Linked DNA regions of Homo sapiens: all the other regions are linked to region 1. Evidence: chromatin contacts called from ENCODE Hi-C or POLR2A ChIA-PET data. All regions are on one chromosome and are shown on one strand. Each heading gives the region's core, a stretch centred on a gene start or an enhancer-like site at or near the end of the contact. The rest is flanking DNA. Distances are from core to core; before and after follow the strand shown.

What was found. Hi-C counts contacts between places; a loop is a spot of excess contacts on that map. ChIA-PET counts read pairs that join two places held with the same protein, here RNA polymerase II (POLR2A). Pooled maps may share reads with other maps.
Region 2: a map of CD8-positive, alpha-beta T cell shows a loop between it and region 1 (2.4-fold over the local background). The contact joins the enhancer-like site here to the promoter of BCL10 in region 1. A Hi-C loop is called at or near these places in 1 of 168 maps with a recorded cell type or tissue (CD8-positive, alpha-beta T cell) and 3 of 50 pooled maps. POLR2A ChIA-PET finds 5 or more read pairs at or near these places in 1 of 52 experiments (A673).
Region 3: a map of ascending aorta shows a loop between it and region 1 (6-fold over the local background). The contact joins the promoter of TTLL7 here to the promoter of BCL10 in region 1. A Hi-C loop is called at or near these places in 1 of 168 maps with a recorded cell type or tissue (ascending aorta) and 7 of 50 pooled maps. POLR2A ChIA-PET finds 5 or more read pairs at or near these places in 1 of 52 experiments (OCI-LY7).

The regions. Positions count from the first base shown.
Region 1 is chr1:85,274,744-85,277,988 of GRCh38, reverse strand. It overlaps BCL10 (BCL10 immune signaling adaptor), which reads left to right and starts at 1,357. Exons shown (of 3, transcript NM_003921.5): 1 at 1,357-1,693. The coding sequence starts at 1,637. It overlaps BCL10-AS1 (BCL10 antisense RNA 1), which reads right to left and starts at 1,631. Exons shown (of 2, transcript NR_045484.1): 1 at 1,192-1,631; 2 at 1-348. RefSeq lists enhancers at 1,057-1,759, 965-2,164.
Region 2 is chr1:84,089,040-84,092,417 of GRCh38, reverse strand. It overlaps a transcript of PRKACB not described here. Among named protein-coding and RNA genes, the nearest start is that of PRKACB, 54 kb to the left of the region's middle. Within about 2 kb of position 1,362, at least 6 of the 41 ENCODE cell types and tissues checked have a DNase peak (open chromatin) inside an H3K27ac peak, as active enhancers do; they include CD8-positive, alpha-beta T cell, where a contact is called at or near this core.
Region 3 is chr1:83,997,575-84,001,080 of GRCh38, reverse strand. It overlaps TTLL7 (tubulin tyrosine ligase like 7), which reads left to right and starts at 1,949. Exons shown (of 21, transcript NM_024686.6): 1 at 1,949-2,150. It overlaps LOC124904205 (a long non-coding RNA gene), which reads right to left and starts at 1,793. Exons shown (of 2, transcript XR_007066195.1): 1 at 1,375-1,793. RefSeq lists silencers at 2,050-2,149, 2,160-2,289.

The DNA.
Region 1 (3,245 bases), core at 108-2,607:
CATGGAAACAGGACATAATGTAAACATCAGAATCCCTTGCTGTGATTCTGGTTTTTGTGGCTCTGGTTACATTGTTTTTTTGTGTGTGTTTTTTTTTTTTTTTGCTTTCCCGTTTCTTAAACATTGGCGTTCCCAAGTTTCTCCTTGGTCCTCCTGTCATTTTTATCTACTCTCGTAGCTTCAAATACCATCTAGTTTATAGTTTATTTAGCATGTTGTCCAAGCCACCGTCTTGGGCCCAGGGCTCTACCTGTAGCTTTTCATCCACACTTCTCAGGTTGCTTCTTACACAGCGCCATAGTAGTTAAAATACGGTCTGGGGATAGTCGTCTCTTCATCAGTCTCCCCCTATAAAATGGAGGACTCATAGTATAAGTTGCCTAGAACATATTAGTAAGGACTCAATAAATGTTTGAGTAGGATGAGCTGGGTGGCTCATGCCTGTAGTCCCTGCACTTTGGGAAGCCGAGGCGGGTGGATGGCTTGAGCCCAGGAGTTTGAGACCAGCCTGGGCAACATGGCGAAACTCCATCTCTATAAAAAATACAAAAAAACTAGCTGGACTCCCAGCTGCTTGGTGGCTGAGGTGGAAGGATCGCCTGAGCCCTGGAGGTGGAAGCTGCAGTGAGCCGAGAATCGCACCACTGCACTCCAGCCTGGGCGACAGAGTGAGATCCTGTCTCAATAAATAAATAAATAATCAGTTGAGTGCATACTGTGTGCCCAACTACCTTTAAGAACTTTACATATGATCCCGGCAGCCCTAAAAGGTAAGCATATCTATCTCCATTACACAGATTAACTAATGAGGAAAAGCTATGTTTATAATGAACAGTGACCAAAAAGTATGCAAACGTTAAATGAGGTGTTAAAGTGGTGGGATTGTAGGTGGTTTCTTTTTTTCTTTCAAAAATTTGTTTAGTATTGTAGTTAGGCTGTTTGTGTGTATGCATGTGTATGTGTGTATGAGTGCGTTTGTGTGTGACCAAAACAGTAACTGGCAAACGTAACAACAGGAAATTGTAGGGCAGGGTCTGGGAAAAGGGGAGGAACCCAAGGTACTGACAAGCCCAGACCGGACTCCCCCGAAGTGAGCAGGCAGCAAAGGCTGAGAGTGCCAGCTGCCTGGGCACTGACGGACCCCACCCACGGAAACGATGCCTTATGAGGAAGCTAACCCGGGCCACTTACCGACGACCTGCGCAGGCGTGGCTTGAGGAAACGCCCGCTGTGGGCGGAGCCACCCGAAAGGCTCCGGTCGGGGGCGGGAACAGGATCGGCCCGCGGGCTGGCGTCGATAGGCTGCCGCAGAGACAGGGCGGGCTCTGCTAAGCGACGCGCCTCGCCGTGGGGCGGTGCCTGCGCCTGAGCCTCTACGAGAGGGAAGGAACGCTGCTCCGAGCTCCGCGTCGCGTCGCGTAGATTCGCGTCGCCGTCGACCTCAGAGGCGGGGCCGGAAGCGCTACGGTTTGACCCCCGAGTCCCTCTGTTCCCGAAGGGGCGGCCGTCTTTCTCCCGACCCGCTCCGCCTCCTCTCCTTCTTCCCCATTACCCGGAGGCCGAAGCCCCCAGCCAGGGCGGGGCGGCGCAGCCCGAGCTCCCGGACCCGGAAGAAGCGCCATCTCCCGCCTCCACCATGGAGCCCACCGCACCGTCCCTCACCGAGGAGGACCTCACTGAAGTGAAGAAGGACGTGAGTAACGCAGCTGTGCCCAGGGCGGGCGGGGGCGGGCTGCAGCCCAGCGGGAGACGAAAGCGGAAGCCTGGAGTCCGAGGACAAGGAGGATCCTCCAGGTCGGAGGAGCGGAAAGTCCTAGCACAGGAGGACTGTGGCGAGCCCTGCATCCGAGGGACCTTGGTGGCAGTGATCCTCCAGTGATCTGTCAATCCAGGTTTTACATCGCTAAACGCAGAGCTTGGGCTTTGTTGCCAAGTGGTGTTTTGATTCTTGCCCACTCCTCACCCATCTCCTCATGCTTTCCCCCCAACTGGGTTCTTGGAGATGCTTCGTTAGGGACTGGCGGCTCAGATTCATCCTTAAGTCAGGCTGCCTAGGCTGCTCACTCAGCCTAGAGCGAAGGCTGTACCAGGTGAAGGATCCCAAGCAGTGGACCAAAAATGTGAAGCTCTTTTGCATAAGGGGGCTTGAGGAAGCTCAACAGCTGAAAGCACAACCTGGAATTCCCCTAGTAAGCAGACGCCCACATATTTAAATTGGGGTTGGGGGAGTGAATACACGTAGCTGAGAATTAATGTACAGGTAAACGTCGAAAATATTCAGTAGCTAAATTATGCTCTTCTCGGATGGTGCAGAACCACATAAACCTTCATATTTATTCGTAACGAATGGCTTTGTTGAGATATGACATTCTTTTTCCTTTGCGTTTACTTGTTTTGTCAGATGAGACCTATATGAGTATCACTAAAATACTTTATCTGAAGTCAAATGAAAAACAGAAACTCAACATGAAACGTGTTCTTATTGAACACTGCAGTACTTTTACAAAGTCATTTTGATGAACTGGACAGGATGGCAACTTTTTAAATGTTCATCCACTTCAAATCCCTTCCTCTTCCCTGTAAGGTTTATTACACTGTACTCACAATTGGTGTGACTCACCAGCAGAAGGAAACTGGATATGACTGGGAGTTGTGCTTAGTTTCCTCATTCAACAGAGATTTATGGAGCACTTGCTATATGGAAAGCACTGGCCTTGGGTCTGGAAGGATACAAAAAAATGAAGATCAGTTTCCTGCTTTACATTCTAGTTGAGATAAGAATGGAACATAAATAACTACTGTAGAATAAATGTTGTCTTATTCATGGTGAGTGCCAGTAAAACCTTGAACTTCCAAGAGCTAGGCCTCCTATGTTCCAGATGCTGTGTCACACAGTTTACAATGTTCCCACTTAACCTTCGCAACAACCTCTAAAGAAGATAATTGCCATTCCCATTTTACAGCTAATAAAACAGGAACTGAGAAATTACAAGTGGAAGGAAATAAGATCTGTATACAAGTACAGATGTGAAGAGTGGCTTCCAGGTCTTTGTTCTTCTCTGTCAATTCATTGATGTTATCTGTCTTCAGGATTTCATTTTACGCCTATATCAGAAATAAATAACCTTGAGGAAACCATGGATGGGTTTCAAAAGGTCTATGAAAGAAACTATGTGCATGCTTTTTTCTTAGAGGTTTTTTTCATGATATTTTCAAAATGTCTTCTGATCTTAGAGAGTTTTAAA
Region 2 (3,378 bases), core at 113-2,612, 1.2 Mb after region 1:
TCAACCATAGAAAAAATATGTTTTGCTATACTTATACAATGATATATATCTGTGAAAATTAATAAATCACTGCTATGACAAAAACATGGATAAGTGTCACAAATACATAAGTGAAAGAAGGCAGTCACAAAGGAAAACATGATGCAGTATTCCACATTTTAAATCTAGCAATGATTGGGTACAGGCAGGAGGGAAGTTTCTGGGGTTTCAGTAATATTCTATTTCTTGGTATGGGTGAAAATTCACATGGGTGTTCACTTTATCAAATTCATTAGCCTATAAATTAGGATTTGAATACTTTTGAAATGTATGGTATACTTCAATTAAATTTTTACTTGAAAATAGTACTACTGTAACATAGTTTCTCAATTCTACTACACAGAATATTATAAAGTAGATTACGACAAAAACCAATCATAACAAAAACCAAAAAAGTTTCCTTCTGCCCACTCTACCTCCACTATGGCTCCCACTGTTATTGTTACAGATATCACTGCGAAAAAACATTTGAAGATTTTTGGGTCACTGATGCCCCTGAGTACAATAAAGATTAAAGATAAGAAGTCATTAACGTGTTTATTTCTCATGCTAAACTTGTGTGAGTAATAGAACAAGAAGGTTGTGGTGGCTTACGCCTGTAATCCCAGCACTTTGGAAGGCTGAGGTGGGTGGATCGCTTGAACCCAGGAGTTCAAGACCAGGCCGGGCAACATGGCAAAACCCCATCTCTACCAAAAATACGAAAATTAGCCAGGCAGGGCGGCACACACCTGTAGTCCCAGCTACTCAGGAGGCTAAGGCGGGAGGGATCACCTGAGATCAGGAGGCAGCAGTTGCAGGGACTCATGATCACACCACTGCACTCCAGCCTGGGCAACACAGCAAGACCCTGTCTCAAAACAACAACAACAACAAAAACCAAAAAAACAAGAAAGTTAAATCTAATCATAAAGAACCAAGAAATTGTTAGGTCAAAGATTCTAAAGGTATTTAGAAATTAGGTTCTTATATATTAAACCAGGTTGTGCATGTAACCCAGTTTGACATTTTTTATGTTGTTACATACTTCATATAACTTCAAGTTAATACTTAAATATTAATATGCAGACCACAACATTCAAACATGTTATATTCTAAAAGCTGATTAAGTTCTCTGTAACCTGATTGTAAGTAACTATAATACAGCAAGAGCAGAAAAAGAACATTTTTCTCTTTCTTCTTTCTTCTCGTCTCAGGTTTTACCCAAGACACATTAAAATTACCTGCCTGGGCACCAAAGTCAACTGATTTGATCACACATACTGTAAATCACAGGCCAGTTCACTTTAGTAGGTGAGCGATGAGAAAGGGAAAGAGAAAGTAGGGTCAAAGAGAAAACTGAAAGTGAAGGGAAAAGGGGTACACGTTTTTTAAATAAATGAGAAGACATATTATTATACATATAAAAGATAAGAATACAAAGACTCCTGGGAAAGCAGGAGGGGTTGGGATCCAAAGTAATAGTGGAGTGATTGGGCTTGCAGAGAAAGATGTACAATGTGATTTCTACATGTCCCCAAATTTTTCTAACTCCTTCCATCAAAGTGCAGAATCTAATTCAACTTCCCTTGATACAGACTCATTTAAGTGACTCACTTAACAAACAGAATGCAGCTGAAGTGACACTGCTTGACTTTGGAGGCTAGGTCATAAAAGGTGATACAGCTTATACCTGGCTCTCTCCCTCCTTCTTGGAACTTAGCCACATGATATGGGGCCCAAGCCACATGTAGAGGTCATGTGTAGGTGCTTCAGCTGACAGTCCCAGGTAAGGTTCAAATTACCTGTACAGCCAGCATCAACAGGGAAACATGTAAATGAGCAAGGCTTCATGTGTTTCTAGTCCCCATAAACCATAGCAGTGATTTATTAGCAGAGCTAAGATAGCTGATGTCATATAGAGTGCATAGCTGAGCTCTGCCCAAATTACTTACTTTCATAAGTAAAATAAATGTTGTCACTCTTTAAGCTGCTAAATTTAGGAGTCCTGCATGATGGAACAATAGATAAATATAACAGACAACTCCTCTATTATAACAGAATAAGATGGTCAAGTTAAAATACAGTAGGTGTGAACATTTAATAGGAAGAAGTTAAAGGGGTTCCTGTCTGATAGCTTTTATTTTCCTTGTAAAATATGACATAATATCATGACTTAGAATGAGAGAGATAATGGAGAAGTCAGAGGTATAAAGAGAGAGAAATGAAATAGAACTTGTGAAGAATGAGAGACAGAGTTGATCAGAGAAATGTGGTAAAACTGTAAAGTCATGTTGACAGCTCATTTGAGGTTGATGATAGTAAATTTCTAGTGTTCTTCTGTGCAGCTTTCTCTAGCAGTGCTTAGCTCTTGACTGAAAGCACTGAGAAAGCACATAGCTGAGTTTATCATGAGTTACATTTTTGTTAGAGAGATTTGATAAAGAGGCAGATGTGCAAAGGAATTTTGGGACCAAGTAATCTAGAATGGTTAAGAAGAAAAAATGAAAGTGAGAGGACTGATGGATAAATGGATGAGAGGTTCTGATGAAGAATGATCATAATGGGAATATTTAAAAAGCAAGCAAAAAGGAGAGGAAATTGTGATCAAAGAATCACACACATTGGTGATTCTTGAGCAGTTAATGAATATTACAAGGTCTTTGGCAAGACTAGACATCTGAATGAACAAAAGGGGAATAGGAGATAACATGGTCAAAGAACAGAGGTGCAGTGATGATAGATGAGTCATTAACATAGAATTTGAAACCATCCAGGATGAATGCAGAGCTTAGAGTATAGAGAAACATTGTGGGCCAGATGCCAAAATATTTGATGAATAAGAAGTAAGCAAGAGACTGGTAAATGACAGCAACAAGGATGAGAAACACAGTGGCACAGTTGAATGATACATGCCTTGAATAACAAATTTTTCAAAAGGTTGGGAGCATAATACTCTAGTTTTTCCTAGTCCAGTGTCTTCTTCCTACCTGCCTGAGACCAATCTCCCCATACCAACTGTGATATAATTTTGATATGTAAATGTCAAAGAAGTTACTATATACCATAAAAAGGGGGGAAAGAGGTACCCTCTTATCACATTAATCAACTATTATCCCCAAATAGTCAATACATTACTGACAAAGTTCCTGCCAATGGAGGAAAGGGAGGAGGATGTACGCTTCTACAGGAGGTTTGAATTTTTGATCCATTTAACTATCCATGATTTTAGCTTCCACCATGACATGAGCCAAGAACTGTGCCACATTCCAGAGATTAAAACACTAAACAACATAGACACTGCTTTGCCAGATCACACTGTAGTGGGTATAAGAGTTGAAAAAGCAATGTAGTACAAGT
Region 3 (3,506 bases), core at 700-3,199, 1.3 Mb after region 1:
TTTGGGGATTTCTGTTTTGCTGCTGCTGACGTGTGAATCTTTACAACAACCATTAACATAGTAACAATATCATATCATACAGAAACAATTTAATTTTATTCCTGATTTCTCAAAAAGCTTTCTTGAGGTGACGTTAAGTGTTGCTAATACCTCTGTTACTTAACATTTTTTTTGATAAGGTATATGAGGACCCATGATAATAGGTTTATTGAAAAATTCTTGCCCCTTCCTAGGAATGGAAGAATGATAACATGTAATGTAGTAATAGTGCATGCATAGTGTAAAGTGTAATACAGTGAAAATAATGATGTAAAGATGATTAACAAGAAGGCAGTGGAGAATTCCTCTTCAACCTCATGTGACCTTGACAGTGTATTGTGACGCTGATGTTCGGCTAGTTCTGGGTGAAGTCCAGCTTCTTCTTTCTGATCACTCTTCTTGCCTCAGGGTGATGCCTACCCTGGACACCTAACTGCCCCCTCTCCATTCTAAAACCCCTTCTCACAAAGGAAGGATAAACAGACTCACATTCAAGTTGCAATCACAGATGTGACACGGTTTAATGTATATCGTTCTCAGAGGCATTCTAGGGGAAAGGAACAAGTCAAAAACTCCAGGTGGCAATGTCTGCTCTGCCGCTTATGATCGTGAGACTAACCCAGCACGACAAACCCTGAGCCCAGTTTCTCACCAGTGTCCTTTATGAGAAGATGCCCTCACTGACCAGATCAGTTCCCAATGCTGGCAAGGCTGTATGGAGGTCTATTGCAGGTTACCAATCTCACAGGAGTTTTTAGAAGAATAAATGAAGAAATGAAAATGAGACTATTCTCAGCACAGTGGTCTATAGAAAGTGCTGAATTTATGTTGATTTACTCAACGAAGGACAAAACTTTAAATTGTGAAATTTTATATTTTTTGGGATGCACTTGGAGGGCCTTTTTTTTTCCTACCTTTAATCACATTTTATAGGTAGTTGCCAATTCTGTTCTATCTTTTCTTTTTTTCTACAGGGAAAACTGTACACTTGTCCTGATCTTCACCATGCTCTGAAATGAACCTGTGTGAACCCAGCGTGACAGAAGCAGGGACCACAAAAGTCTAAGGAATTCATGTGTTAGGACTTCTTCCAGTTCTATACAATTCATTTTATGAGAAGACATGATTGCCTTCCCGTTTTCAAGACACGCAACTCTAAAATGGTGAACAATGAACCTCGAATATTCTTTAATTTCTGCAACAATCTTCTGTAAATCTTTATCTCGAAATGGCTTCCTAAATCTACATTTTTTTACAACTGCCGTGGTTCAACATTTGCTTAGCAGGAACTCTAGGTCAGAGCTGTCCCTCAGCATCTACGGGATGGGGCCCCACCTGATTTTATTTCCTAACTTTCGAGCTGGCCTCAGATACCCGTTTATTCTTTGCTTCACAAAGATGCTTAGATAAAAGATCTGAAGACTCTCTTCAAAGATTCAAAAAGCTCCACTGTTTTGTGGGAAGATGTCTGTGGTCAGATAGGCAGGTGGATCGGGCGCCTAGGGCCCGGAGGTAGAAGGAGGTGGCCGGAGGCGCTCAGGCCAGCGCCTCTCGCATCTCTGAGGAGGGGCGCCGCCCAGGCGCTCGCGTTGCTAAGTCCTCTGTTTGCCGCGTTCTAAAGGAGCCCCGAGCGGGACCAAGGCAAACGGGGGGGGGGTGTGTGTGGCCCGGGAAAGCTCGAGCAGTGTCTTCAGTAAACCCCCAGAAGAGGCAGCGGCCCCTCCGTTGATCCCTCCTGTCCCCAGGACCTCCTGACTCCGAGGGGGCAGAGGATTCCCCGAGTCCTTTGTTCCTCCCAACCGTCGCCGCCCCCGGCGCCCGCGCCTCTCGGCACGTCGTGCACCCCCGGCCGCAGCAGGCGAATGGTCTGGCCCGTCGGTAGCCGCCACCCGCTTGGGCAGCGACAGCTGTTCCAGGCACTCCGCGTCGAGCACCGGAGTCCCGAGCCGTGGCTGCCACGGGCGGTGGGCGGGCGGAGGAGAGCACCGGACCACCAGTGCAGGCTGCCGAGTCGGGGCGGCCGCCCACGGGGAAGCTGCGAGGCGCGGGAGCACCTGGGGGACCGCTTGCAGCGGGGACGCGAGGACCCGGGCTGGGCTTTCCTCACCCGGGTGAGTACCTGCTGCCGCCATCCTCCCCCGACCCCCTTCCATGTCCCCACGTCCCCAAAGGCTCCGCCCTGGCCCTCTTTCCGGGCCCCCATCCCCGGACTGTCACTGCTCTGGGGACACCGTCCCCGCTGGGAGCCGCGGAACGGGGAGCTGCTGCGTTCGTGCAAATGATTCAGCACCATTCGTGCCCTGAGAGGTTTGGGCAGAATGGGGGAGGGAGAGGGCGGAGGGGACGGGGTCAGTTGCTGTGATCTCAGCTCAGTTTTTAGGCTCCAGATGGGAGACTCGGGCGGGCGGGGTCGGGTTGGGTGAACGAGGAGGCTCCCTGCTGGTTTATTCTGTAATTCCGTCGTTTTCCCACATCGTGGTATAAGCCTCCGCGAGTATGCGGGGCATTCTTGAAAGGGTATCAAAATGCCCTTTTCGCACATGCGAGTGAAGTCTAGGGCCCTTGTAGGTACCTCTCACTTTCTCCACATCTTGCTCTGTTGGATGCCTGACTCATGCCATCATCCACTTATATCACATCGCAGCGTTCCCTCGACTGATGTAAAAGATACCCTATGAAAGTTGCCTTGTATTCTGGGTGGGTTTGATTGATCCTGGCATAGAAAGAAAAGATTTAGGAGAGGTAGGAAATAATACCTTCATAGCCTAGGCACTTACTTTTATATATCGTATTTTATTAAATCATCATAATCCAGAACCAAATGTGGAAACTGAGGAGCAGGGAAGTTAAATTACATTCTCAAGGTCACAGAACAGGAATTCGAATATAGGTTTTCCTGACTCTATAGTCCATGGATTTTCCACTGTATTAATGGAGTGTGTCCAAGTGTACATATATATGCTCTATTAGATATTAAACATAGAATTAATTAATTGAGGAGTAATCTCAAACAACAGCAACAACAACCTGTAAACTTTCTGCATAAGGAATTATTGCTCCTTCAATATGAAAGAAAGATGCTTTGAATCATGTGAAAAATAATCTATTTTCTTAGAAAGCTTATGGCAAAAAATATGTGAACAACACTACATAGGAGAGTGAGGTCATAACAGGAGATGTTCAGCACATTTTTGGCAGTGATATTTGGTGGATGCTCAAGTGTTGGAGAAGTCGATTAAAAACGTAAGAAGAACTCTGGAAATCTTTTTCTGTCTTAAATGTTAGGGAGACATTTACAGTAATAATAGTTACTTAGTTCATGAGGTGTGCGACTGAACTGCACCCCACAATAGGGTGACAGGTGAACCCATACTAAGATAATGTTACTTGATTCATTACAACTCTGTGATATTGCATAACAGGTGATAACTCCATTTTACAGACTAAGGAACAAAATTCAGAGAAGG